Regions from separate parts of the Homo sapiens genome. Here all the other regions are linked to region 1. Evidence: read pairs that join two places in POLR2A ChIA-PET (ENCODE). Cell type or tissue: PC-9. All regions are shown on one strand. Links, peaks and the distances in the headings refer to the core of each region. The heading gives the core; the rest is flanking DNA. Region 1 holds the start of ELN-AS1 (ELN antisense RNA 1). Region 2 has its middle 68 kb from the start of ELN. Region 3 holds the start of FZD9 (frizzled class receptor 9).

Evidence for each region. Peaks named below come from ENCODE experiments on the same cell type or tissue, not always from the same donor. Only the 100,000 strongest peaks of a DNase experiment are listed, where the experiment ranks them.
Region 2: POLR2A ChIA-PET joins it to region 1 with 5 read pairs; 5 of 35 experiments call an interaction of 5 or more read pairs at or near these places.
Region 3: POLR2A ChIA-PET joins it to region 1 with 7 read pairs; 1 of 35 experiments calls an interaction of 5 or more read pairs at or near these places.

The regions. Positions count from the first base shown.
Region 1 is chr7:74,056,683-74,062,758 of GRCh38, reverse strand. ELN (elastin) reads right to left here. Exons shown (of 33, transcript NM_000501.4): 21 at 6,046-6,076; 22 at 5,063-5,119; 23 at 2,712-2,873; 24 at 2,575-2,619; 25 at 2,258-2,383; 26 at 1,620-1,658. ELN-AS1 (ELN antisense RNA 1) reads left to right here and starts at 479. Exons shown (of 2, transcript NR_183555.1): 1 at 479-549; 2 at 2,727-3,854. RefSeq lists a silencer at 311-503 and enhancers at 306-600, 144-644, 645-1,145. In PC-9, for the core only: no CTCF peak of the experiment used is centred there; DNase peaks (open chromatin) are centred at 458 and 2,738.
Region 2 is chr7:73,955,204-73,965,937 of GRCh38, reverse strand. No RefSeq gene overlaps it. Among named protein-coding and RNA genes, the nearest start is that of ELN, 68 kb to the left of the region's middle. In PC-9, for the core only: no CTCF peak of the experiment used is centred there; a DNase peak (open chromatin) is centred at 5,167.
Region 3 is chr7:73,428,070-73,438,803 of GRCh38, reverse strand. It overlaps FZD9 (frizzled class receptor 9), which reads right to left and starts at 5,026. Exons shown (of 1, transcript NM_003508.3): 1 at 2,684-5,026. The coding sequence starts at 4,796. The coding sequence ends at 3,021. RefSeq lists silencers at 3,091-3,385, 4,924-5,213 and enhancers at 4,334-5,207, 9,521-10,242. In PC-9, for the core only: no CTCF peak of the experiment used is centred there; a DNase peak (open chromatin) is centred at 5,083; H3K4me3 peaks cover 1,115 bases.

The DNA of each region.
Region 1 (6,076 bases), core at 49-5,048:
GCCAACACGGTGAAACCCTGTTTCTACGAAAAATACAAAAATTAGCCAGGCGTGGTGGCGGGCGCCTGTAATCCCAGCTACTTGGAAGGCTGAGGCAGGAGAATCACTTGAACCCGGGAGATGGAGGCTGCAGGGAGCCAAGATCGTACCACTGCATTCCAGCCTGGGCGACAGAGCAAGACTCTGTCAAAACAAACAAACAAACAAACAAACAACGGTAATAGTATCTACAGCAGGCACTTAACATTTTGAGTGCTTCACACTTAGCAGCCCATTTTTTATGCATTGCAGCAGGAAAGGTAGGCACTATTGTCATTCCCATTTTGCAGATGAGAACGCTGAGGCAGAGCAGAGGTTAAGCAGTGTGCTCAGGGCTTCAGGGACGGGAAGTGGCTGGGGAGCCTGCGCCCTTCGCGGCTCCACCACATGACGTCACTCTGTTTCCCTGGCAATGTCTGTTGACTCAGGCCTGCCAAGCAGTCAGCAGTGAGCAGGGGAGGAGGCCAGGGCTGCTGGGGGTCGGCGCTGAGGAAGCCAGGATTTTCCGAGGTAGAAACTGGCCCCAAGTGGACCTGCCCGGCTGGTTGGTGGATCCCTGGGGGAGTCTTCCACCTCCCACCAACGCTGCTCACAGGAGGCCAGGAATTCAGGGGCTACAGACAGCGTGGGTCTGGCCAGGCAGGGCTGCCAGAGCGCCAAGTGCAGAGGCTGTGGGACTGCCACGTCCTCTGGGCTGGCTCGTGGTGGGAGCGGTCCTGCTGGCAGGACAGGAAGGCGGGCGGGGGCCCGGGGTGCCCAGATGAGGAATACCAGCTCCTTTGCTCGGGCCAGAGAGCTGGGGTGGAGGCAGAGACTGCCCAGACTCCTCATACCCACAGCAGGCCCAGTCCCTTCCTGGACACAGGGACCATGTAACTGTCAGGGTCAGGGCAAGCTTAGGGATGGTGGAATTGCCTCCTGGGGGGCAACTGGGATTTCAAGGGTGTTTTTGGTGGTCACAGGGGTTGAAGGCACCATAAGCATTTAGTGGGCAGGGGCCAGGTTTTTAAACTGTCATAAACGTGTCCTAGAAACTGCCTTTTTCTTTTTCTTTTCTTTTCTTTTTTTGAGATACAGTCTCGCTCTGTCGTCCAGGCCGGAGTGCAGTGGCGTGATCTCGGCTCACTGCAACCTCCATCTCCTGGGTTCAAGCGATTCTCCTGCCTCAGCCTCCCGAGTAGCTGGGATTACAGGTGCCCGCCACCACACCTGGCTAATTTTTGTGTTTTTAGTAGAGATGGGGTTTCACCATATTGGTCAGGCTGGTCTGGAACCCCCGACCTCAGTTGATCTGCCCACCTCGGCCTCCCAAAGTGCTGGGATTACAGGTGCCCGCCACCACGCCTGGCTAATTTTTGAATTTTTAGTAGAGATGGGGTTTAACCATATTGTTCAGGCTGGTCTGGAACTCCTGACCTCAGGTGATCTGCCTGCCTCGGCCTCCCAAAGTGCTGGGATTACAGGTGTGAGCCACCACGCCCGGCCGAAACTGCCTTTTTCTATTGTGACCACCCCAGTCCTGTGCTGTCAGGGATGGTGTGGTGGCAAGGGAGCCACAAGTGGTTGTGGGGTGCACTCACCATATTTGGCTGCTTTAGCGGCAGCCAGGGCTCCAGGTACTGGGGAGAAAGAAAAGTTGGGGAGTGGTCAGGAGCCGAGCTCTGTGCCTGGGAGTTCTGCCGCCTCCTCTAGAGAGCCCTCCCTGACTTCCTTGGCCTCTATTGCTTCCTCAAAGCCCTGAAGCTGTACAGGCACAGAGCTTTAGGGCTGAACAGTGCCTCCACCTTCCGTCTGCCCCTTCCTTCTCTCCCCAGGCCTAGCATGGACTGCCTGAGGCTGGGCACAGAGTGGGGCTCAGTCACCAGCTGGTGAAGAACTGGAGTTCCTAGTGGTCCCCTGGCCACAGAGCACTGCTGAAGGGGAGCCAGGCTGATCTACCTGCTCCTTCCCTGGTTGGAGGGCAGGCTTTTTCTCAGTCTGGAGCCCTGCCACCCCTCTACTGAGGAGGCAGATACTCTGCAATTGGGCAGCCTGGGGTCCCTTGGCCTGGTCTGCCCTCCTCCCGCTATCTGTTACCCCCAGATGCTTAGGAGAACCTAACAAGGATTTTACTATGCACCCCTGGGTGATGAGGGGGTGCTGGGGAGGTGCTGAGAGGAGGAGGGATCTCCTTCCCTGAGCTCAGGGGACAGGCTCCGCCTAACTCCCTCATCTGCACCTGCCCCGAAGCCAGGAACACCAGCACCAACTCCAAGTCCAGGAACACCAGCACCAACTCCAAGTCCAGGGACGCCGACACCAACTCCAAGTCCAGGGATGCCAGCACCAAGCCCAGCTGCAGCTCCTGCAGACAGAGGGCAGTGGTGGCGACAGCAGGCAGGGAGCATGCCCCTAAGGAGGTGTCCTGCCCAGGGAGCTGAGCCTAGTCCCAGAGGAAGGGGCCCAGATCCAAGCAGCGGCCTCCTCCCTGGCTGTTGCCCCTAACCAGCTCTGAGATCGTTGGGGAGAGGAGAGAAAGGTGGGCGAGGCACTCACGGAGCTGGGCTTTGGCAGCCACCTTGGCAGCGGATTTTGCTGCAGCTGAGGGAGGGAGAGAGAGGGGGATTAGAGATGGAGGCGGGGCCCATGGAGGCTTCGGGGGCCCCTCAGGCTCATTGACTCATGAAACTCACCTGCAACTCCACCAGGGCCAATGCCGGGAGCCACGCCAACGCCAGGAGCCACACCAACTCCAGGAGCCACGCCAACTCCAGGAGCCAAGCCAACTCCAGGAGCCACACCGACACCAGGAGCCACGCCAACTCCAGGAGCCACGCCGACACCAGGAACTAACCCTGCAAGATTGAGAAGAGCTGATCATTAACCAAGACCTGATCAAAGAGGACAGAAGCTTATGGAAAGAGGGCTGGAGCCTCGGCCCTGGCATAGATTTGCTGTGTGACCCTGGATCAGTTACTTTCCCTTGCTGGGCCTCAGCTTCCTCCTCCCTAATATGAAGTGTGTGCAGGCTCAGGAGTTCATAACTTTGTTTTTTTGGAGACAGAGTCTCACTCTATCGCCCAGGCTGGAGTGCAATGGCGTGATCTCGACTCACTGCAACCACCACCTCCCGAGTTCAAGTGAGTCTCCTGCCTCAGCCTCCTGAGTAGCTGGGACTACAGGTGCGCACCACCATGCCCGGCTAATTTTTTTGTATTTTTAGTAGAGACAGGGTTTCACCATGTTGGCCAGGCTGGTCTTAAACTCCTGACCTTGGGTGATCCACCCGACTTGGCCTCCCAAAGTTCTGGGATTATAGTTGTGAGCTGCTGCATTTGGCCAGGAGTTCTTAACCTTTTCAGTGACAAGGACCCCTTGGAGATTTGAGGCTGATGGAGGCAGATTTACATTATATAAGGGACTTTGTAAGACAGAAAGGCTTTGGGTTCAAATCTCAGCTCAGCCACCATTTAGCTGTGCAACTGTAGGCAAGTTACTTAAGCTCTGGGAACCTCAGTTTCCACATCTGTAAAATGGGAAAAATAAAATCAACTCTGTAAGATTTTTGTAGGCCAGACACGTTGGCTCATGCCTGTCATCCCAGCACTTTGAGAGGCCAATGTGGGAGGATCGCATACAATTTTTTTTTTTTTTAAACTGGGCATGGTGGCATGTGACTGTAGCCCCAGCTACTAGGGATACTAAGGGGGAATAATGGCTTAAGCTAGGAGTTTGAGGCCTGCGGCGAGCTGACGGCATCACTGCACTCCAACCTGGGCGACAATGTGAGACCCCGTCTCAAATAAATAAATAATAAAGATTGCTGTGTGTGAGAATATGGGGCTCAGCAGACCTGCAGTCGAAATGCTCTCTGGCCTATTCAGTCCTAGAGATTCTGATCTGAACCTTTCAGCCCACAGGTCCCTAGGGCCAAGGCCTACAGACCCCATGCCCAGGGCCTGACATACAGTTGAGCTCTACAATTGGTGCTGCCACGATTTGCCATGTTCAGAAAAGTGTGGGCACCTGGGGCTGCCAGGGTGGCCCTCAAATGTAGCAAGAGATGGGGAACAAGAAGTACTGCAGGCCGGGTGTGGTGGCTCACGCCTGTAATCCCAGGACTTTGGGAGGCAGAGGCAGGAGGATCGCTTTAGCCTAGGAGTTTGAGACCAGCCTGAGCAACATAGTGAGACCGCTGTCGCTACAAAAAAATTAAAAAATTAGCCAGGCATGGTGGTGGGCACCTGTGGTCTCAGCTCTTGGGGGGCGGAAGCAGGCAGACTGCTTGAGACTGGGAGGTTGAGGCTGTAGTGAGCTATGATTGTGGCACTGTACCCCATCCTGGGTGACAGAGCTAGACCCTATCTCAAGAAAAAAGGAGAAGGAGAAGAAAGAAGAAGGAGGAAAAGGAGGAGAAGAAAGACGGAAGAGAAGAGAAGAAGGAGGAGAAAGAAGCAGAGGAAGAAGAAGAAGAAGGAGAAAGAAGAAGAAAGAAGGAGAAAAAGAGGAAGAAGAAGAAGAAAGAAGAAGAAGGAGAAGAAAGGAGAAGCAGGAGGAGGAGGAAGAGGGAGGAGAAGGAAAAGAAGCAGGAGGAGAAGAAGAGGAAGGAGAAGAAGAAGAATGAGAAGGAGGAGGAGGGAGAAGGAGAAGGAGGAGGAGGAGAAGAAAGAAGAAGAAGAAGAAGGAAGAGGAGCACAAGAAGAAGAAGGAGAAGGAGAAAGAGAAGGAGAAGGGGGAGAACTGGAGTCCCTCAAGGGGAGCTGGAGCTCAGCATGAGGTCAGGTCCCCAATAGCCTGGGAGGCACCAGGGGCTTTAGGAACAGGGAGGCTCACACTGCTCACCCTGCTCCCCTAATCAGAAACATCACCCACACTCCTAGAGGTCATTCATCAGTGGGCCAAAAGGTCTAAGGAGGGCCCACCCCAGAATGTGACAGCTTAAGTGGGGTGGAAAGGAACAGGAAGCTGGGCGGTCAGACCCCAGAGCAGGGCACAGGAGAAAGCAGTTCTCCGTGAGCCAGTGGCGGGGGTGAGGGGGACTTACCAAACTGGGCGGCTTTGGCGGCTGCTTTAGCAGCTGCAGCTGCTGGGGTCCCCACTCCTGGAGGTGTGAAGAGAAGGGGTGAGAGAGTAATCTCTCACACCCCTCCCTGCTTCCCATCTCTAGGCTCAGTCTTCCCATTTGTAAAATGGTGCAGTCGACCTTGGTCAACTCCAGGGACCCTTCCATGAGACAAACCAAACCCATCTCTGGGCTGGAGACACAGCTCACCTGGCACTCCTCCCGTGCCCGGCACACCTGGGACTGCGCCTGGGGCACCTGGCACTAGCCCACCCAGCACTCCTGCTCCTGCAGCACCTCGGGGAGTGGAGAACTTTCAGCCTTGCCCCTCCCAGTACTCACTTTTTGGGGGAGCAAGGGTGGGTGGGAGAATCGGAGGAAGAAGAGAATGGCTTCCTGGCACCTTCAATTCTTTTTCTTTTTCTTTTTTTTTTATTTTTAGAGTTGGAGTCTTGCTCTGTCACCCAGGCTGGAGTGCAATGGTATAATCTCTGCTCACTGCAGCCTCTACCTCCCGGGTTCAAGCCATTCTCCTGCCTCAGCCTCCCAAGTAGCTGGGACTATAGGTGCCCGCCACCATGCCCAGCTAATTTTTGTATTTTTAGTACAGACAGCATTTCACCATATTGGCCAGGCTGGTCTCGAACTCCTGGCCTCAAGGGATCCACCTGCCTTGGCCTCCCAAAGTGCTGGGATTACAGGCATCAGCCACCCAACCCTGCCAGACACCTTCAATTCTGGGGGTGGGGGGTGGGGTGATGAGCCAGTGACCAACAGTCCTAACAGGGGGCATCTGAAAAGGACAGTAAGAGTGGAGTGTGGCTTTGGAAGATGGGGCAGGGGCCTCGTGACCTTGGTCCAGGCCATTTCAGTCCTGGAGGCCTGGGAGCCAGTTTGCCCTGAGGTTGGACCCTGAGCCCCGCGGGAGAGCAGGACTTGGGGACAGGCAGGGCAGGGGCACTTACCGTACTTGGCAGCCTTGGCGGCAGCTGCTGC
Region 2 (10,734 bases), core at 3,036-8,035, 100 kb after region 1:
GAGCCACCACACCCAGCCTCACAGTCCATTTTAGAACATTACATTATCCTGATAAGAAAACCTCTGCTTTTTGGTCTGGGTACAGTGGCTCCTGCCTATAATCTCAGCACTTTGGGAGGCTGAGGTGGGGGAGTTACTTGAGCCCAGTAGGAGTTTGAGATCCGCCTGGGCAATATAGCAAGACTGCATGGCTATAAAAAATTTAAAAATTAGGCCAGACACGGTGGCTCATGCCTGTAATCCCAGCACTTTGGGAGGCTGAGGTGGGCGGATCGCCTGCGGTCGGGAGTTCAAGACCAGCCTGACCAGCATGGAGAAACCCTGTCTCTACTAAAAACACAAAATTAGCTGGGCGTGGTGGCACATGCCTGTAGTCCCAGCTACTAGGGAGGCTGAGGCAGGAGAATCACTTGAACCTGGCAGGCAGAGGTTGCAGTGAGCCAAGATCGTACCATTGCACTCCAGCTCAGGCAACAAGAGCAAAACTGTCTCAAAAAAAAAAAATTAAAAATTAGCCAGGAGTGGTGGTACACACCTACAGTCTCAGCTACTTGGAGGCTGAGGTGGGAGGATCGCTTGAGCCCAGGAGTTGGAGGCTGCAGTGTGCTATGATGGCACCACTGCAGTCCAGCCTGCACAACAGAGCAAGACCCTGTCCCTCATTTAAAAAAAAAAAAAAAAAAAAGCTTAAATCCCTCCTAATCTCTGGGCAGCCTCCTGGTCTTTGAGCCTGGAGTGAAGCTGAACCCACAGGTGAGAGAACAAGAGGCCCCAGGTACAGGGAGAGGGGATTGCAGAGCTGGAGGCAGGTGGCCCAACTACCACCCAGCGGATATGAATAAGCACCCACTGACTAGGCGCTGTCATAGTCATTGGACAGCTCTGGGTCCCAGCTGTGGGCAAAGCCCAGACTGGGTGCTTTGGGATTCCGGCTCTGTGCCTGGCATCACTTCTGGCCCTGTCTGAGTAGCAGCTTCCTGCAAACAGATGTGGCCTTGTGCCCTGTGCTGGCAGGCCCTCCGGAGAGCTGAAGGTGCCTTAGGACCCAGGCCCATGCCTGCTGACCTCCACTGATCAAGAGAGGCCTGATGAATGGGGGCTTTTCTAAGTGGGACCACATCTCCCCTCAGGTCACAGTGCCCAAGAAAGGGTCACAGCTTCCCCCTCTGATTGGGGCTTCTCAGGGAAGGGTCCATGCCCCACTCAGATCAGAGTTTCCAAAGCATGGTTGTACCTCCCTCACCAGACTTACTTTTTGGGGGAGCTCCCTATGTCTTCCCTCCGACCTTTTGCAAAGCATGCCTATGCCTCTCCCCTTAGGGTAAGGCCATGTCCTTTCTGTTATACCAACTTCCTAGGAGTTCCACCCACTGTGTGGCCTTCTATCTGAGACACACTTTCCTCATCCGTAAAGTAGGGAGAGTCATATTTGTGTCATAAAATTGCCATGGATGGAACAAGAATAGCATAACATCACAATATTAACCATCCAATCAATACTTACTATAGCCATACTATGGAATGTTATTGGCAATGAAAAGAAACAAGAACTGATACATGCCACAACATGGATGGACTCTGAACACATGATGTTAAGTCACAAAGAATCAAAGATGGTATTATTCCATTTATATGAATAGACAAATCTCTAAAGACAAAAAGTAGATTGGTGATTGCCTAGGGCTGAGGGTGGGGCAGAATGGAGGGATTGGGGGATGAGGGCTTCTTTTAGGGATAAGGAAAATATTGTAAAATTGATTGTGATGATGGATGTACAATTCTGTGAATATACTAAAAGTCATTAAAGTATACATGATAAATTAATGAATTGTATGGTAAAGTAAACTGTATTTCGATAAAGCTGTAAAAGGATGTACAGACATGTGAGGAAGTAGGAAAATATGACTTGTAATTTTTAAAAAATCAATGAAACAGATCCAGAAGTGATCAAATTAGTTTGCAAGACTTTAAATTGGCTATAGAAATATGTTCAAGATTTTAAAGGGAAAACAAACATAATGAGGAGAGAAATAGAAGATTTAAAAGAGAACCAATGGAACTGCTGGAGCTGAAAATATAATGTCTAAGATAAAAAAATATAGGATGAGCTTAACAGCAGATTTGACACTACAAAGACAAGATCAATGAATCTGAATATATCCAAACTAAAGCACTGAGGGAAAAAAGCAAGCCAAAAAAATTTTAACAGAGGCTTGGTGACCTGTAGGACAATATTAATCCATCCAACACACATATAACTGGAGTACCAGAGGCAGAAGAAATAATTGCTGAATTTTCTTCAAATTGCAAATTTGATTAAAATCATAAACCCAAAGATCCAAGAAACTCAAAGAGCTCCAAGAAGAATAAATATTAATTCAAAGAAAACCACACCAAAACATATCACAATCAAGTTGTTGAATACCAAAAATAAAGAGAAAAATCTTAAAAGCAGCCAGAGGGCGAAATGACACATTATGTAGAAGGAACAAAGATAAGAATGACTGCTGACTTATTGTCAGAAACAATGAAAGCTAGAGGACAATAACATGACATCTTTAGAGTGCTGGGGTTGGGGGGGAAGCTATTAACCTAGAATTCTTTACTCAGTTAAAATAGTCTCCCCTAAATGAAGACAAAATAAAGGTATTTTTTAAAGAAACAAACGGTGAGAAAATTTATTGCCCAGCAGAAATTGCACTACAAAAAATTATAAAATTAAAATTTCAGGCTAAAGGAAAAAGATACACATAAGCATGAGATACAAGACAATGAAAAACACTAGGAATGGCAAATATGTGGACTAATGTAAGAGATACTTTCTCTTATTTTCATTTCTTTAAAAGATAATTGGCTGGGCGCAGTGGCTCATTCCTGTAATCCCAGCACTTTGGGAGGCCGAGGTGGGCAGATCACCTGAGGTTGGGAGTTCGAGACCAGCTTCACCAACAAGGAGAAACCCCATCTCTACTAAAAATACAAAATTAGCCGGGCGTGGTGACACATGCCTGTAATCCCAGCTACTCAGGAAGCTGAGGCAGGAGAATTGCTTGAACCGGGAGGCAGAGGTTGCGGTGAGCCAAGATCACGCCATTGCACTCCAGCCTGGGCAACAAGAGTGAAACTCTGTCTCAAAAAAAAAAAAAAAGGAATTGTTTAAAGAAAAAAATAGCAGTGTATTGTGGGGTTTATAACTTCCGAGATGCATGACTACAATAGCATAAAGGACGGAAGAGTGAAATCAAAGTATGCTGCTGTAAGGTTCTTGTATTATTCATGAAGTGTTAAATGCAATTTAAGGGTAGATTGTGAAAAGTTAAAGATTCAAATTATAAACTCTAGGATAATCACACACACAAAGAAATAGCTTATAGGTAAAAGGTGAAAAAATGGCAAACAAAAACCAAAACAAACAAAAAACTTCAATCTAAAGGAAAGTAGGAGGCTGGGTGTGGTGGCTCACACCTTTAATCCTAGCACTTTGGGAGGCCGAGGCGGGTGGATTGCCTGAGCTCAGGAGTTCGAGACCAGCCTGGGCAACATGGTGAAACCCCGTCTCTACTAAAATACAAAAAAATTAGCCGGGTGTGGTAGCGTGCGCCTGTAGTCCCAGCTACTTGGGAGGCTAAGGCAGGAGAATTGCTTGAACCTGGGAGGTGGAAGTTGTAGTGAGCCGAGATTGCGCCACTGCCCTCCAGCCTGGGTGACAGAGCAAACTCTGCCTCTACAGAATAAATAAATAAATAAATAAATAAATAAATAAATAAATAAAATTAGCTGGGTGTGGTGGCAGGCGCCTGTAATCACAGCTACTCGGGAGACTGAGACATGAGAATCACTTGAACCCAGGAAGTGGAAGCTGCAGTGAGCCAAGATCATGCCACTGAACTCCAGCCTGGGTGACAGAGGGAGACTTCGTTAAAAAAAAAAAAAAAGAGGAAGGTAGGAAAATAAGCAAAGAACAGAGGAAACAAATAAACAAATAGCAAGCAGGTAGAGTTAAACCCAAACATATCACTTCGCATCTAGCCACATGGAACGACGGGAACTGGATTGATCCTTCTATCTTAAAAACTGGAAAACCAAACAAAATACGTGAAGCGGCAGTTGTCTGATGTGAACCATAGGCAGTGCTGAGACGTGATCCCCAAGAGAAGAGAAATAAAGTGAGTTCTAAGATCTGGAAAATTTGCAAATATTAGGAAATTATCATACTTCTAAATAACCCATAGGTCAAAGAAGAAATCGCATGGGAAATTAGAAAATATCTTGAATTAAATAGAAATGAAAAAACAACCTATTAATATTTGAGGGGTGCAGCCTTAAGCAACGCTTTGAGGGCAATTTATAGCTCTAATTGTTATACACAAGAAGAAAGCTCTAAAATAAATGAGTGATGGTTCTACCTGTGTGTGTGTGTGTGTGTGTCTGTGTGTGTGTGACAGGGTCTCGCTCTGTTGCCCAGGCTGGAGTGCAGTGGTACAACCAGAGCTCACTGCAGCCTCGACCTCCCAGGTTCAAGCAATCCTCTTACCTCAGCCTCCTAAGTAGCTGGGAGTACAGGCATATGCCACTTCACCCAGCTAATTTTTTAATTAATTCATTTTTTTTTTTTTGGTAGGGACACTGTCTTGCTATATTGTCAGGCCTAGTCTCAAACTCCTAGGCTCAAGTAATCCTCCTACCTTGACCTCCCAAAGTGCTAGGGTTACAGGCATGAGCCACTGCACCCAGCCAAGGGTCTACCTTACATGCTAGAAAATGAAAGAGCAAATTAAACCTGATGTAGAAAAATACGAATCATAAAAAGCAGAAATCAATTGAATAGAAAATGAACCAATAATGAAGAAAATCACTGATACCAAAAGCAGTTTCTTTGAAAAGTCCAAGTGTTGATGTATTCATTATCTATTGCTGTGTAGCAACACAACCACCGCAAACAGTGGCTTTAAACAACATGTATTTATTTTCTCATAGTTTCTGGGGGCCAGGAGTCCAGGCACAGCTTAGCTAGGTCCTCTGCTTCTAGCTCACTAAGTTGCAATCAAGGTGTCTCATCTGAGGCCAACTGGTGGAGAATCGACTTCTAACTCATGTGGTGGTTGACAGAATTCAGTTCCTTGCAGGCTGCTGGACCAAGAGCTTCAGTTTCCACCTGGCTGTCAGCCAGAGGCCACTCCCATCTCCTTGCCACATGGCAGCTTACTTCCTCAAAGCCATTAGGTGTATGGTGGGGAGGACAAGAGTGTCCTAGCAAGATGGATTATTATCTTACATAATGTAATCACATACACGTCATCATGTACATGCCTTCACCTGTGTTATATTCTATGATTTAGAAGCAAGTCACAAGTCACATCCACGCTCAAGGGGAGGCCACACAAAGGTGTGATGGCAGGAGGTGGGACTCATAGGGCCACCACAGTCTCTCACCACCACTGATAAGACTCAAGCTATATTCTTTAAACCAAAAATGGAGAATACTGCATTATCAATATTAGTCATGAAAGAAGAGACATTACTAAAGCTTCTGTGTACATGAAACAGATAATAAGGGAATGTTATGAGCAATAGCATGCCAGTACATTTGATAGCTCAAGTAGCATGGACAAATTCTTTGAAGACACAAATGACCAAAACTGGCTCAAGAATAAATAGAAGTTTAGAAGGAAAACATAGCGCTGTAAATTCCTATATTAAAAATGAAGCAAGATCTCAAATCAATAACCTAAACTTCTACCCTAAGAAACAAGAAAAAGAGGAACAAAGTTAAACTCAAAGCAAATACAAAGAAAGAAATAATATAGATTAAGGGGAAATAAATGAAATAGAGACAGAAAAGCAATAGAGAAAGCTAATGAAACCAAAAAGTTGGTTCTTCAAAAAGATCAACAAAATTCACAAATCTTTAGACTTGCCAAGAAAAAAAGAGAAAAAAATTCAAATTACTAAAATTGAGAATGGAAGAAATGACATTACTATTTTTTTTTTTTTGAGACGGAGTCTTGCTCTGTTGCCCAGGCTGGAGTGCAGTGGCACAATCTCGGCTCACTGCAACCTCTACCTCCTGGGTTCAAGTGATCCTCCTGCCTCAGCCTCCCAAGTAGCTGGGATTACAGGCACACGTCAACACAGCCGGCTAATTTTGTATTTTTAGTAGAGATGGGGTTTCACCATGTTGGCCAGGCTGGTCTCGAACCCCTGATCTCAGGTGATCCACCCGCCTCGGCCTCTCAAAGTGCTGGGATTACAGGTGTCAGCCACTGCGCCCAGCCAGGACATTACTATTAACCTTACAGAAGGATAGAGAATTATAAGGGAATACTATGAACAATTGTATCCCAGGGACAAATTCTTACAAAGCCTCAAGCTATTAGAACAGACACAAAAAGAAATTAAAAATCTCAAAATATCTATAACAAGAGATTGAATTAATAATTAAAACAAAACAAAACAAAGCAAAACAAACACAAAAGAACTCCTTGCAAAGAAAAACCCAGGACCAGATGGCTTCACTGATGATTTCTGCCAAACATTTAAAGAAGAATTAATATCAATCCTCCAAAAACCTTTCCAAAAATAGGGGGGAAATTTTCCAACTCATTCTGAGGTCCTGACACCAAAACCACACAAAGACAAAACAAGAAAAGAAAACTATAGACCAATAATTCTTACAAATAAAGACAAAAAAATTCTCAGCAAAATACTAGAAAATGAATTCACTAACATACAAAAAGGATTATATACCAATGATCAAGTGAGATTTATGCCAGGAATGTAAGTTTGCCTCAGTGTACAAAAATCAATGCAGTTAATACACCCTATTAATGGAATAAAAGGCAAAACCATATCATCGTCTCAATAGATGTAGAAAAAGCATTGTCAAAATCCAACACCCTTTTGTGATAAAAACAATCTCCAAACTAGGAATAGAAGGATAATTTCTCAACCTGAAAAAAGACATCCATAAAAACCCACCTATCATCATACACAGTGATGAAAGGTAGAAAGCTTTCTTCCTAAGATCAAAAACAAGACAAGAATGTCCCCTGTCAACACTTATATTCCACATTGCATCAGATGTTCTAGCCAGGGCAGGAGAAAGAAATAAAGGCATCCAGATTAGAAAGGATTAAGTATAACTGCCTCTATTTGCAGAGAATGTGGCCTTGTATAGAGAAAATCCTCAGGATTACACAAACACACAGACATATATACACACACACAACTATTAGAACTAATAAATGAGTTCAGCAAGGTTGTAGAATACAAGATAAATATATAAAAATCTGTTATATTTTTTGGAAATGAACAATCCAAAAAATTAGATTAAGAAAACAATTCCATTTATAATAACATAAAAATAAAATACTTAGGAATAAATTTAATAAAACAAGCACAAGACATACTCTGACAACCACAAAACACAGTTGAAAGAAATTAAAGAAGTCTTGATGGGGTGCAGTGGCTCACGCCTGTAATCTCAGCACTTTGGGAGACCAAGGCAGGTGGATCACCTGAGGTCAGGAGTTCGAGACCAGCCTGGCCAATATGGTGAAACACCGTCTCTACTAAAAATACAAAAATTAGCCAGACATGGTGGTGCCTGCCTCTAATCCCAGCTACCAGGGAGGCTGAGGCAGGAGAATCGCTTGAACCCAGGAGGTGGAGGTTGCAGTGAGCCAAGATTGTGCCATTGCATTCCAGCCCGGGTGACAGAGTGAGACTCCGTCTCAAAAGAAAAAAAAAAGAAACAGCAATTAAAGAAGACCTAAATAAATGGAAAGACATCCTGTGTTTATGGATTGGAAGACTTAATATTGTTAAAATGCCAATAATCCCTAAAATGATCTATGGATTCAATTTAATCCTTATCAAAATCTCAGCTGCCTCTGTTGTAGAAATTGACACGCTGCTTCTAAAATTCATATGGAAATGCAAGGGACTCAGAATTACAAAATAATCTTGAAAAAGATGAAAAAAATTGGAAGACTCACATTTCTTGACTTTAAAACTTACTAGAAAGCTGTAATAATGAAAACATCATGGTAGTGACTTAAGAATCTACATTGGATTAATAGAATAAAATTGAGACTCTAGAAATAAGCCCACACATTCACAGTCAATTGATTTTTGACAAGAATGTTAGTCTTTTCAACAAATGGTGAGAGACAACTGTATATCCACATGCAAAAGAATGAATTTGAGCCCCTACCTCATTCCATATACAAAACTTAACTCAAAATAGATCATAGACCCAAATATAAGAGCTAAAGCGACAAAACTCTTAGAAGAAAAGATAAGTATAAATCTTTATGACCTTGAGTTAGGCAATGGTTTCTTAGATATGACACCTAAAGCACAAGTAATAAAAGAAAAAATTCATAAATTGGAGTTCATCAAAATTTAAAACTTTGTATTCTTTTTTTTCTTTGTTCCTTTTTTGTAAGGACAGGGTTTCTGTTCTTGTTTTTTTTTTTTTTTTTTTTTTTTGAGATGGAGTCTTGCTCTGTCACCCATGTCACCCAGGCTGGGGTGCAATGGCGCAATCTCAGCTCACTGCAACCTCAGCCTCCCAGGTTCAAGTGATTCTCCTGCCTCAGCCTCCCGAGCAGCTGGGATCACAGGCACGCACCACCATGCCAGGCTAATTTTTGTATTTTTAGTAAAGACGGTGTTTCACCATGTTGGCCAGGCTGGTCTGGAACTCCTGACCTCGTGACCCGTCCACCTCAGCCTCCCAAAGTGCTGGGATTACAGGCGTGAGCCGCTGCGCCCAGCCCCTGAGACAAGGTCCTATTCTGTTGCCCAGGATGAAGTGCAGTGAAGTGATCATGGCTCCCTGCACCTTGAACTCCTGGGCTCAAGTGATCTTCCTGCCTAGCTGGCACATCATCAGGCATATAGGCATGTGCTACCATGCCCAGGTAATTTTTTTGATTTTTTGTAAAGATGGGGAGCAGGGGGCGGGTCTCATTATATTTTCCAGGCTGGTCTTGAACTACTGACCTCAAAGTGATCCTCCCACCTCAGCCTACCAAAGCACTGGGATTACAGGCATAAGCCACCCCACCTGGCCAAAAACTTTGTTTCAAAGCACCCAGAAAATGAAAAGACAAACCACCTAATTTTGTGTTTTTAGTAGAGATGGGGTTTTACCATGTTGGCCAGGCTGGTCTCAAACTGCCGAACTCAAAAGATCCGCCCGCCTCAACCTCCCAAAATGCTGGGATTACAGGCATGAGCCACTGTACCCAGCCTAAATTAAGGATCTTGAGGTGGAGAAATTATCCTGGATTATCTGGATAGGTCCCATTGCAAAGTTTCTCGTAAGCGGGGAGGCAAGAGGGTCAGAGTCAGAAAAAAGAGATGTGATAATGGAAGCAGAGATTGATACAATGAGATCAAGAGCCAGAGCAAAGGGGGTGGGATTTAGGCCGGGCTTGGTGGCTCACACCTGTAATCCCAGCACTTTGGGAGGCCGAGGCCAGCGGATCACTTGAGCTTGTGAGTTCAAGAGCAGCCTGGCCAACCTGGTGAAACCTCATCCCTACTAAATATACAAAAATTAGCCACGCGTGGTGAGGCATGCCTATAATCCTAGCTATTCGGGAGGCTGAGGCAGGAGAATCACTTGAACCCGGGAGGTGGAGTTTGCAGTGAGCTGAGATTGTGCCACTGCACTCCAGCCTGGGAGACAAATAATAATAATAATAATAATAATAATAATAATAATAATAATAATGACTTTCTTTTTAAAATTTCAGTTCCCACTGTTTGAGCTAGCATATGGAAATTCAATTGACACTTTGTTCTGCTAACTTATTAGTTCTAGTAGCTTATTTCCTATTTCCTAGGATTTTCTACATAGATGATCATGTTGTCTGCAATAAGGACAGTGTTTCTTCCTCCTTTCCAATTGGTATGCCTTTTATTTTTTCTTCTTTTATTATTGCACAAGCTAGAACCTCCAGTACCATGCTAAATGCAAACAGCGAGAGTGGACATGTTTGCCTTGTTTCTAATCTTAGAGAGAAATCATTCATACTTTACCCATTAAGACATTAGCTTTAAGTTTTTGTAGCTATATTTTTTGCCGTTGAGACAGTCCCCTTTTATATTTAGTTTGCTGAATTCTTTTTTTTTTCTTTTTTTAATTATCAATGGGGCATGCACGGTGGCTCATGCCTATAATCCTAGCACTTTGGGAGGCTGAGGAGTGGATCACTTGAGGCCAGGAGTTCGAGACCAGCCTGGCCAACATGGCAAAACCCCATCTCTACTAAAAATACAAAAATTAGTTGGGCATGGTGGCGCCTTCCTGTAGTCCTAGCTACTGGAGTGGCTGAGGCACGAGAATTGCTTGCGCCTGGGAGGTGGAGGTTTCAGGGAGCCGAGATCACACCACTGCTCTCCAGCCTGGGCAATGGAGCAAGACTCTCTCTCTCTCAAAAAAAAATTATAATAATGAATGGATTCTGAATGTTATCAAATGCTTCTTTTCTGCAACTATTGAGATGATCATGCATTTTAAACCTTTCTTCTGCTAATATATTGCGTTACATTGGCTTATTTTTGTTTTCTTTGTTAAAGCAACATTGTATTTCTGGAATACATTTCACTTGACCTTGATATTTTATCTCTTTTATTTATTGGGTTTGACTTGCTAATCTTTCTAAAGCATTTTTGCATCTTTTTCCATGAAGGCTGCTGGTCCATATCAGGGACCAGCAG
Region 3 (10,734 bases), core at 2,598-7,597, 630 kb after region 1:
GCTTCCTTGAGCGGGCAACTTCCTGGGAGCAGGAGGATCTTGGGCTCACCACACACAAGCGCAAACCCACAGGGACAGGCTCAGCCTCCCAAGAGGCTTGCGGGCGTGTGGTGCCGCACTCTGAAGACCCAAATGCTGGGCACCAGGACCACTAAGGGGAAGGCCCGGGCCTGGGCACGCGATGCACATGCCAGCACGTGTGGGTTTCCGAGGTATTTTTGTTTGGCCCTGGAGGGTTCTTTAATGGGCGTGGGGAGAGGTCTGGCAGTGGTAGGGGTGTTTGTCTCCTCCCCACCCGCTTTGCCCAGCTTCTGGGGACATAAACTTGCCAAGGCATACACCCTGCCTTTCCCCACCAGGACCTAATCGGATCCCTGGTGTGGAACGCACAAAAGTTCTGGAGGCAGACTTGGGTTCAACTCCCAGCTTGGCCTCAAACTGCGTGGCTATGTGCTGTAGCGGCCAACCAATCTAAACACTTCCCGTCCGAAACGTGAGGCGAGCAGATCACATGAGAGGGCTGTGTTTCCTTTTTCCCTTTCCTCCAGGGCCTAGGACTTATTTCCATAGCATCTTCCAGGTCTGAGAAAGCTGGCAGGGCCCTGCCCTCCCTCCCAGGTCCTGGCCTCAAAGCACAGCCCCCGGGGCCTGTCCTGACCCTGCACTGCCCCTCTCTGCGCTCCCATCTGGGCTGCCCTGAAAACCAGCAGCAGGCTGGTGTCTGCTGAGCAGGACATGGTCACTGACAGCAAGGAAGAAAGAAGGGGCAGGTGGGTGCCCTTGGATGCTCATCCTCCCCCTGCCTTTCCCACACCCCGCCTGCCTTGCTCTTCCCAAGTCTGTGGAATCCTCTCCATTCGCTCCAGCTGCCCCCGCCCTGGTATAGGCCCTTCCCATCTTCCCTTCCACTGCCTGTGAGCCCAGCTCCCTGAAGCCTCTGCCCCTCCCACGCCCAGTGTGGGCACTTTACTGCCTCTAACGAGCTCATTCTGTTTCCCACTCAAAGACCCTCGCATGGCCAGGTGCAGTGGCTCAAGCCTATAATCCCAGCACTTTGGGAAGCCAAGGTGGGTGGATCACTTGAGGCCAGGAGTTCAAGACCAGCCTGGGTAACATGGTGAAACCCCGTCTCTACAAAAAAATACAAAAATGAGCCAGGCATGGTGGCGGATGCCACCCAGGCGGCTGAGGCAGGAGAATTGCTTGAACCTGGGAGGCAGAGATTGCAGTGAGCTGAGATCGTGCCACTGCACTCCAGTCTGGGCAACAGAGTGAGACTCTGCCTTAAATTAAAAACAAAAACAAACAAAAAACAAACAAAAAACCCTCGTGCAGCATTACAAGGAGGTAGGGTCACTTGGCTTTGTTGGTCAGAGGCACATGGGGACTTACTTAATGTGTGCTCTGCGCAAAGGGAAGGATTTAGATGGAGAGGGCGTTCCCCGTGCAATAAACGGCCTAAGAACAGGTGCAAGGGCTGTAAGCTTCCCTGGGGCACCACTGCGCCTTGTGGTGAGGAATACCCCTTAACCCCCTCAGCCTGCCATGGTCTTGTCTCCTGGGAGCGTGACCCAACCTGTTTGATTCTCACTGGACTTTTCTTGTCCCTGTAGGATTGGTGGTTGGGGTAGGGCACAGGGCTCCAGCCCGAGAGGCCCTAGGTTTGGGGCTCCGCCTCACCATTCATCCTCAGCACCTGAGCGTCTCCCCTCCTGGAGCCTCCCCGTGGCTCTAAAGTGAGGCTGGCAGCAGGGCTGGACCGCTGGGATCTCCTGGCACTGACACCAAATGCCGGCCGTGTATAGTAGGCACCCAGGGACACTAGTAACTAATACTCTCACCTGGCTGGAGTCACAGCAGCCAAGATGGGGCCCTGGGGTCTGACCCCAAGCCAATAGGGGTCTCCAGATGGCCACACGTGCCCAGCTACCCAGTCCGCAGAAACAGGACAGGCCCTAGCAGCCCTAAGCTACCCCAGCACACAGATGGACATGGGACCTTTCCCCATACCTGCCCCAGTGTGGAGCTCTGCACAGCCACCTGAGCTGCCTCATTCCCACCGCTGCCATTAGCAACTCAAATCTGACAAGCTTAGGAGCTAGGGGCCCAATTCCCACTCTACTCAAGGGCTTCCCAGCTCCACGTGCATGTCTGTGCTACCCAGAGGCCCACAGACCAGAACAACCTCTTCACCCCACCTGGAGACGCCAGGGAGCAGGCTGGGGCTGCCCTGGTGGGGGCTGCCCTGGTGGGGGCCCCGAGGAGCCAGGCAGACGCACCAGCAATTTTCCAAGGCCCCAGGGAGGCGGTCCTCGTGACAACATTGACACAGGCTGACACCTTTACTTTCCACGCCAATAAGGAGAGCAAGTTCCCAGAGAAGGAAAACTCATCCATAGCCTCAAACTGGACTCCCTGGGGCCAGAGGTGGCAGTGTCACCCTGGGGAATTCCCTGAACATCCGCAGGCGTCCCTGTCTCCATTTGGAAGCACAGAGACGGGCGGGAGGGGAAAACACGCACACATGGTGTCTGGGACTCCTGCAATGCACAGCTGTTCCGGGGGGACTTCCTCCTGATTGGGGGGTGCCAGCACCCACTGCCAGCTCTGCTTACAAGAAAGACTCCTGCAGGGCCCTCACCCTCCTACCTTCCCCCCTTCCCAGCCAGAGAGGACTCAGCAGTGCCACGCGGGGGTTTATTCCAGTCACAGCTTCCAGAGGAACGCAACAATAAATTACATCATTAAATAAACTCCGGCTGGACCCCTCTGCCCCGCCCCTCCACATCCTCCACTAGGACCCTGTGGGGACTCAGCCTGGTCCAGCCCCCGCATTAGGGGAGACCCCCATCTCCCCTAATGAGCCTCACGGGGTCCCGCCCTGATCCTCAGTCCCCGGTGCTCACTTGCCTGACCTTGACAGCTGGGCAGCTGCTAGTCAGCTGTCTCTAGGGGATGCAGGGGGCAGGGCGTGGAGGGCAAGGAGGGGGCAGCAGCCACCCCGCGCCAGGCCTGTGTGGCTAGAGGTGTGTGGGGTTCTCCAAAGAGGGGTCCGTCTTAGTCATGTGCAAGACCACGGTGGGAGCCTTATAGTGGCAGTGCGTGCCACGTCCGTAGCTCCCGGGGGCGCGGCAGGCCTTGGCCCGGGCCCGGCCAGCTGCTATCTTGCGGTAGCACAGGCTCTGCCAGGTCTGGAAAGTCTTGGAGCTCCACACCCAGACGCCGCTGGTGATCCCCACCACCAGTGACATGAAAATTTTGAGCATGAAGACCGCCACGGTGGGCACCGAGCCCCCTGGCAGCGAGCAGTCCCTCCGGCCTCCGGGCCCCGCGGCCGCTGCGCATGGCTGCTCTGTGGCCCGAAGGCGCCAGAAGTCCATGTTGAGGCGTTCGTAGACATAGCAAACGATGACGCAGGTGGCGGGCACCGTGTAGAGGATGGAGAAGACCCCGATCTTGACCATGAGCTTCTCCAGCTTCTCTGTGTTGGTGCCGCCCGTCTTCATGATCTTGCGGATGTGGAAGAGGGCCACGAAGCCGGTCAGGAGGAAACTACTGCCCAGCACCAGGTAGCCAGAGAGGGGCACCAGCACGAAGCCCGTGAGCGCTGCTGCATCCGTGCTGGCCACGTAGCAAAGCCCAGTCAGCTCATCACCCGCCACCTTGCGCAGGGTCAGGATGACGATGGTCTTGAGCGCGGGCAGGCCCCAGGCAGCCATGTGGAAATAGCTGCCGTGGGCCTCGATGGCCTCGTGGCCCCATTTCTTCCCGGCAGCCAGGAACCAGGTGAGCGTCAGGACCACCCACCAGAGCGAGCTGGCCATGCCGAAGTAGTAGAGCAGTAGGAAGACCAGCGTGCAGCCCGTGTTCTCCAGGCCCTCCTGGATCACGTAGAGCGCGCCCGCCTCCTGGTCACAGGCCACGCTCTGCGCTCCGGCCACCGCACGGATCAGGAAGGCCAGCGAGTAGACGTTGTAGCACATGGAGAGGAAGATGATGGGGCGCTCGGGGTACTGGAAGCGGTGGGGCTCCAGCAAGAAGGTGAGCACAGTGAAGGCGGTGGAGAAGAAGCACAGCGCCGACCACACGGCCATCCAGACCAGCGCGAAGTCCTTGTCGCGCCGGGACCAGAACACCTCGACGCCGGGCCCGCAGCGCGGTGCGCACGAGCGGCTCTTCTCCACGTACTGGAACTTCTCGGGGTTCTCGCAGGTGCCACTGCCGCCCGCGCCCGGGCCCAGGTCTCCGGGAGGGCGCGCGGGCCGCGGCGCCACGGGCAGCATGCCCAGGCCCTTGTGGGGCTCCGCGGGGCCGGCCGTGGCGTTCTCGGGCGCCTCCATGCACAGCGCGTGCGGGTCGTTGCGCGTGGGCAGCCGGGCGCAGTCGAGCGAGTCCGGCCAGCCGAAGTTGAACTGCTCCATGATGGGCGCGCAGCGCAGGCGCGCCTGCTCGCACATGGGCCGGCAGGCGGGAATGGGCGTCGAGACCTGGTCGGTGCACATGGGCGCGTAGAGCGAGCACAGGAAGAAGCGCAGGTGGCTGTGGCAGCCGTACTGCACCAGCGGCGCGAACTCCGCTAGCTCGGCAGCCGCCTCGCCCTGCGACGTGTGGCCCAGCAGGTTGGGCATGCGGGTCAGGTTGTAGCCGATGCCGCGGCACATGGGGATCTCCACCGCCTGGCACGGCGCAGCCCCGCGCCCGCGCTCCGGGTCGAAGCGGCCGATCTCCAGTGCCGCGCCGCCCGCCGCCAGCAGCTGCCACAGCAGCAGCGCCCCCCGCAGAGGCGCCACGGCCATCCCGGGAGGCCCGGGCCGAAGGCGGGAGCGCGGCCCCGGCTCACTCGGGCTCAGCGGTCCCGCGCCCCGGTGCCTGCCCGCCACGTCGCGGGGCGCGGGCCATCGCTGAGCCGCCCACGTGTGTCCGGGCGCCCTGGGCAGCGAGCGGGCAGCCGCCCGAGGGACAGGAGCCGCCGAGCCCGCCTAGCCGCCACCGCCGCTGCCACCGGAGCCGCCGCTGAGCCAGAGCCGGCGCAACCTCCCGGGGCCGAGGCTACCAGCCCCCGGGGCGGGGCTCCGGGAGGACACGCCCAGGGACACGCCTCCCACTGGGCTTTAAAGGCGCCGCGTCTCCCGGCCACGCGGAGCACGGGGTGGGGCCGGGCCTGGTGGGTGTCCGCCCGCTTGCCCTCCGCTTACACTCGGTTTCTTCCCTTCCCTTGCTGCCTGGGAGAGGCTGCGGGAAGTCCCCGTACCCACACTCTCAGACTGGGTCGCCTCATTTTACTCTAGGAGGGAGACTTTTTTTTTTTTTTTTTTTTTTTTGAGACGGAGTTTTGCTCTTGTCGCCCAGGCTGGAGTGCAGTGGCGCGATATCGGCTCACTGCAACCTCCGCCTCCCGGGTTCCAGCGATTATCCTGCCTCAGCCTCCCGAGTAGCTGGGATTACAGGCTCCTGCCACCACGCCCCTCTAATTTTTTGTATTTTTAGTAAAGACGGGGTTTCACCATTTTGGCCAGGCTGGTCTCGAACTCCTGACCTCAGGTGATTCACCTGCCTCGGCCTCCCAAAGTGCTGGGATTAGAGGCTTGAGCCACCGCGCCCAGCTGGAAGACTTTTTATTTTTATTTTTAATTGTTATTTCTTTTTAGAGACAGGGTCTCTCTGTGTCGCCCAGGCTGGAGTCCAGTGGAACGACCATAGTTCACTGCAGCCTCCATCTCCCGGGCTCAAGCGACCTTCCCGCCTCAGCCACCAGAGTAGCTGGGATTACAGGTGGGCACCACCACTCCCGGCTAATTTTAAAATGTTTTTGTAGAGACAGGGTCTCACTATGTTACCCAGGCTGGTCTTGAACTCCTGGGCTCAAGGGATGCTCCCGCTTCTGCCTCCCAAAGTGCCGGGATTACAGGCGTGCTCCACCGTGCCCGGCCAGGGGAGACCATTTCTAAGGCTTCCCACGTGTGGAAGTCTGCCTTGTACCCAGTGGCAGCTCAAATACAGCGTCTGCCTCTCCCCTCAGTGTATGTGACTTGGGGCTCCTCTCTGAGCCTCAGCTTGCTTTTCTGTAATGCAGGCAGATAATCCTACTGTTAAAATCAACAGTTCTGCCAGGCGCAGTGGCTCACCCCCACCCCCATCTTGCCCCATCAGCCTGGGCAACATAGTGAGACCTCGTCTCTAATAAAGAAAAAAAAATAGCTTTTTTTTTTTTGAGATGGAGTTTCGCTCTTGTCGCCCAGGCTCATCTCATCGCCCAGGAGTGCAATGGTGCGATCTTGGCTCACTGCAACCTCCGCCTCCCGGGTTCAAGCAATTCTCCTGCCTCAACCTTCCAAGTAGCTGGGATTACAGGCGCCCACCATCACTCCCGGGTAATTTTTGTACTTTTAGTAGAGACAGGGGTTTCACCATGTTGGCCAGGCTGGTCTCGAACTCCTGACCTCAGGTGATCCATCCACCTCGGCCTCCCAAAGTGTTGGGATTACAGGCATGAGCCACGGTGCCTGGCCTGAAAAAAAAAAAAAAGAAAAAAAAAAAAAGAAAATCAACAACACGTGTTGGGCACCTGAATCTGATCGATCACACTTCATACTTGCCCTTATTGTATCTTCTCAGCAATCCAAGAATGCTACGTTATCCTTATTTCCCAGGTGGGGAAACTGAGTCTCAGAGAGGAATGACATACCCAAGGGCATAGAGCTACTAAGTGTTCCATTTGTGATTGTCTGTTCCGGAACCCATACCCATTTCACAAGGCCACCGTGCTCCTCTGGGGAGTGTCGCCATCACCCTCTCACCTCTCTCTAGGCTGCCCCCTTGAGACTCCTGGGACCCGCTTAGAAACTGCCATGGTTCCTGGGTAGCTCTGTGGGTGAAATCCAAGTGCCACCGGCAGGCCACACAAGGGGCAAGGGGCCCTGATCTGGGACTCTTTAGAGAAGGCCATCCCCCTTTCACCCAACTGTTCCTATTCTCTTGGCCTGGAAACACCTGGAGGACTCAGAATGTTTCACATGAGCACTTAGTACTGTTTCATGTGAGCACTTAGCATCGTTTCATGTGAGCACTTAGTACTGTTTCACGTGAGCACTTAGCATCATTTCACGTGAGCACTTAGCATCGTTTCATGTGAGCACTTAGTACTGTTTCACGTGAGCACTTAGCACTGTTTCACATGAGCACTTAGTACTGTTTGACGTGAGCACTTAGTACTGTTGCACGTGAGCATTTAGCACTGTTTCATACGAGCACTTAGTACAGGGCTAGGCACCCTGGCTGAGCCCAGGGATGGTGAGTGAATGAATGAGTGAGTAACCTAGAACTTCAGGGAGGCACAGAAACTGACCGAGGACCTGTTGTGAGCCTCCTGGGCTCTGGGCCAGGGATTTTACAGTGATCATTTGTTCACCCTCATCACAGTGCTACAAGGAATCCCGTACCCATATACAGATGAGAAATTGAGGCTTAGCAAACTCAAATATTTGCCCAGGATTACGCAGCTCGTAAGGGTCAAGATTGGCATCCAGGCTCCTCCATTGCAAGAGGCTGCCTGTTAACACCACCAGAGGCAGGACACCAGCCCAGCCGGCCCAGCTCAGCCACACCTGCCTGCACTAGAGCCTGGCCTGTGGTAGGGACTTGGGAAGGAGTCAGCAGTGGTGGTGGCAATGGTGAGAAAATGGGGCCATCATTTCCCACACATCCCTGTAATTAGTACTCTGCTACCCTTAGAGCTGTGCTGGAGCAGGGAGGGGACCAGGCAGGGGACATGCCATCTCGTGCATACACTCAGCCCCTCGCTCCTCAAGAGGATCGGGAGATGGGGCACCAAGGAGACGCAGCCAGCCCTGTGTCCAGCACAGGATAGTACTCAGCCACATGTGGGCCATGAGACGTCCTGAAGTTCCCAAAGAGGTAAGGCAGGAGTATGGTACCTGTGACCCTGGGGGACCCAGGTGAGGCACCGTGGCTCAAGCCTGTAATCCTAGCACTTTGGGAGGCCAAGGTGGGAGAATCACTTGAGCCCAGGAGTTCGAGACCAGCCTGGGCAAAATAGCAAGACCCCACCATCTCTAAAACAAAAATAAACAAAAAAGTCAGGGATGGTGGTATGCGCCTGTAGTCTCAGCTACTCAAGAGGCTGAGGCTGGAGAATCCCTTGAGCCTGGGAGGCTGCAGTGAGCCATGATCACACCACTGCACTCCAGCCTGGGCAACAGAGTGAGACCCTATCTCTAGAAAAAAAATAAAAAGAAAGACAGGGAGAGGGGGAGGGGAGGCAGGGGGAGGGGGAGGGGGGAGGAGGGGAAGGGGAGGGAGGGGGAGGAGGGGAAGGGGATGGAGGGGGAGGAGGGGAAGGGGAGGGAGGGGGAGGGGTTAGAGGGAGGGAGGGGGAGGGGGAGGGGAGCGGGGGGGAAGGGAGGGCAGGGCAGGGCAGGGCACTGCAGGGAAGGGAAGGGACCCAGCTTTGATCACCTGGGCATTGATAATGGAGGGTCCCAAAACTTCAGCAGCAGCTGCCCAGAATAAAGTGCATGCTCTCAGGGATGGCAGTGGAAGTTCCTCCAAGCAGAGACCCCGCCTCACCTCTTCATTTCCTGTCACACCCGACACCCCACTCTTACTCCTCCCCAGAAACACCCTGCAAAGCCATGCTTCCAGGCCTTTGCCAGGCTTGTTTCCCCAGCTCTGAAGGTCTTCCTCCTCTTCTGTTCCATCTGGCACCCCAGATTGAAGCATCACCTCCCAGGGCCAGCCCAGCAGAGCTGGGCTGGGGCTGGAGGCTCTGCTCTGTGGATCCAGGGTCCAGGCCAGCCCATCTGTCCAGCACACTGTGGCCTCTGCATCCGTGCCCTCCCTCGGCCCCATGCCAGCCACTGTTCAAGGGCCATGGAATAACATCAAGAAATAACATATTGGCCGGGTGCAATGACTCACACCTGCAATCCTAGTACTTTGGGAGGCCAAGGTGGGAGGATTGCTTGAGCCCAGAGTTCAAGACCAGCCTGGGCAACACAGCAAGACCCCCTCTCTCCACAAAAAAACCCACAAAAAAACAACCATATTATTTCTCTGTATCTGGCCCCAAGGAGGCCTAGGTGCACAGATGATAGTGATGTGTGGCCCCAACTCCTGAGCCCCCAGCTGTCAGGGTGCCAGGAGGTGGGGCTCCCCTCCCACAGACTTGGGAGGTTCAGGCTGCTAGAAACCTCCCAGTGCTGGGGCTAGCCTAAGAGCCAGGTTTTGTGGGCCCCCGCCCCCATCTTGCCAGGGTGGAGAAGCGTCGGGGGGCCCTTCCTCTGGCAGCTTCGGTGGGCAGGGCGCCCCAGGGGCCGTGGGATGCCAGGCCTGTCACCATGGCAACGGCCGCGCCTGGGAAGCCAGAGGAGGGGAGTGGATGAGCTCCGCCCCCACGCAGATGCGGCCTGGGAGAGAAGAGGCCTCTGGCCTCCTGCCCACCCACCCGGCTTTGTCACCCGATCTCCCTCTTTACAAAGGTGGAACAATGCTCCTGGAGCTCACTGAAAGGGAGACTATGCGGAGGACCGGAGGACCGGAGGGGCCGGGAGGAGGGAGGTCACTATCAATGCCCATCTCCGGCACCCCTCCCTGGGCCGAGGGGCCCCCCTAACTCCTCCTCCCCCTGGGGAGAAGCCGTCCCTCCTGGGACCCCTGGCTGGGGCCAGTAGTTGTCCTGCATATGTGGGAAGGGACGCCCTCCTGACCTGTGTCCCTGCATCCCCAACCCTCCCCTCCCCGAACACATGTCAACCCCTAGAGGGTACACCCTCCCCTTCCTTTCCTGCCTCCTCCAGGATGACCCCCACTCAGCGCCCTGCGGACCCTCGTGCCCACCTCTGTGCCTTGCAGCCACCATGCTGCACCTGTGCCTTCATCCCCATGAGCCTGGGGAGGTCAGGGCCCTGGCTGTGCTCTGCAGCGTCTGGGAGCCTGCCCTGGAGTGGGCCCCCATAAATATCTGTTGTGTCTAAAGAATGTCAGAATGAGAAGAGGAGCAGAGATCCTTCTGGAATGGCTGAACTCTTGTGGGGCCTAAGGCTGGGGAAGGGGTATTGATTGGATTCTGGGGGAGAGAGGTGGCGGTGTGAGTAAGCAGGGACCAGAAAGGGGAATATCCTGCGCCTCCTTCAGGTGCCTGGGCTGCCCTACAGGAGAGGCTGTCTGTGGTCTCGGGGTACCCAGCAGGTCCACCCGACACACCTGCTCCCTGGGGCAGGATGGGCAGGAGCACCAGTGTGTTCCTGCGGAGGCAGGTGCCAGTTAGTGTGTGTGTGTTGGGTGGGGGGCTGTGTGTCTGTCTGTGTGTGTGTGTCTCTGTGTGTGTCTCTGTGTGTGTGTCTCTGTGTGTGTCTGTGTCTCTGTGTGTGTCTCTGTGTGTGTGTGTGTGTCTCTGTGTGTGTATGTGTGTCTCTGAGTGTGTGTGTCTGTCTCTGTGTGTGTGTGTCTGTGTGTCTCTGTATGTGTGTCTCTGTGTGTGTGTGTCTGTGTGTGGGGGTGTTCTGTGTGTGTGTCTGTGTGTGTGTCTGTGTGTATCTCTGTGTGTGTGTGTATGTCTTTGTGTGTCTCTATGTGTGTATGTGTGTGTATCTGTGTGTGTCTGTGTCTGTGTGTGCATCTGTGTGTCTGTGTGTGTGTCTCTGTGTGTATGTGTGTGTCTCTGTGTGTGTGTGCGTGTCTTTGTGTGTGTGGTTCTGTGTGTGTCTCTGTGTGTGT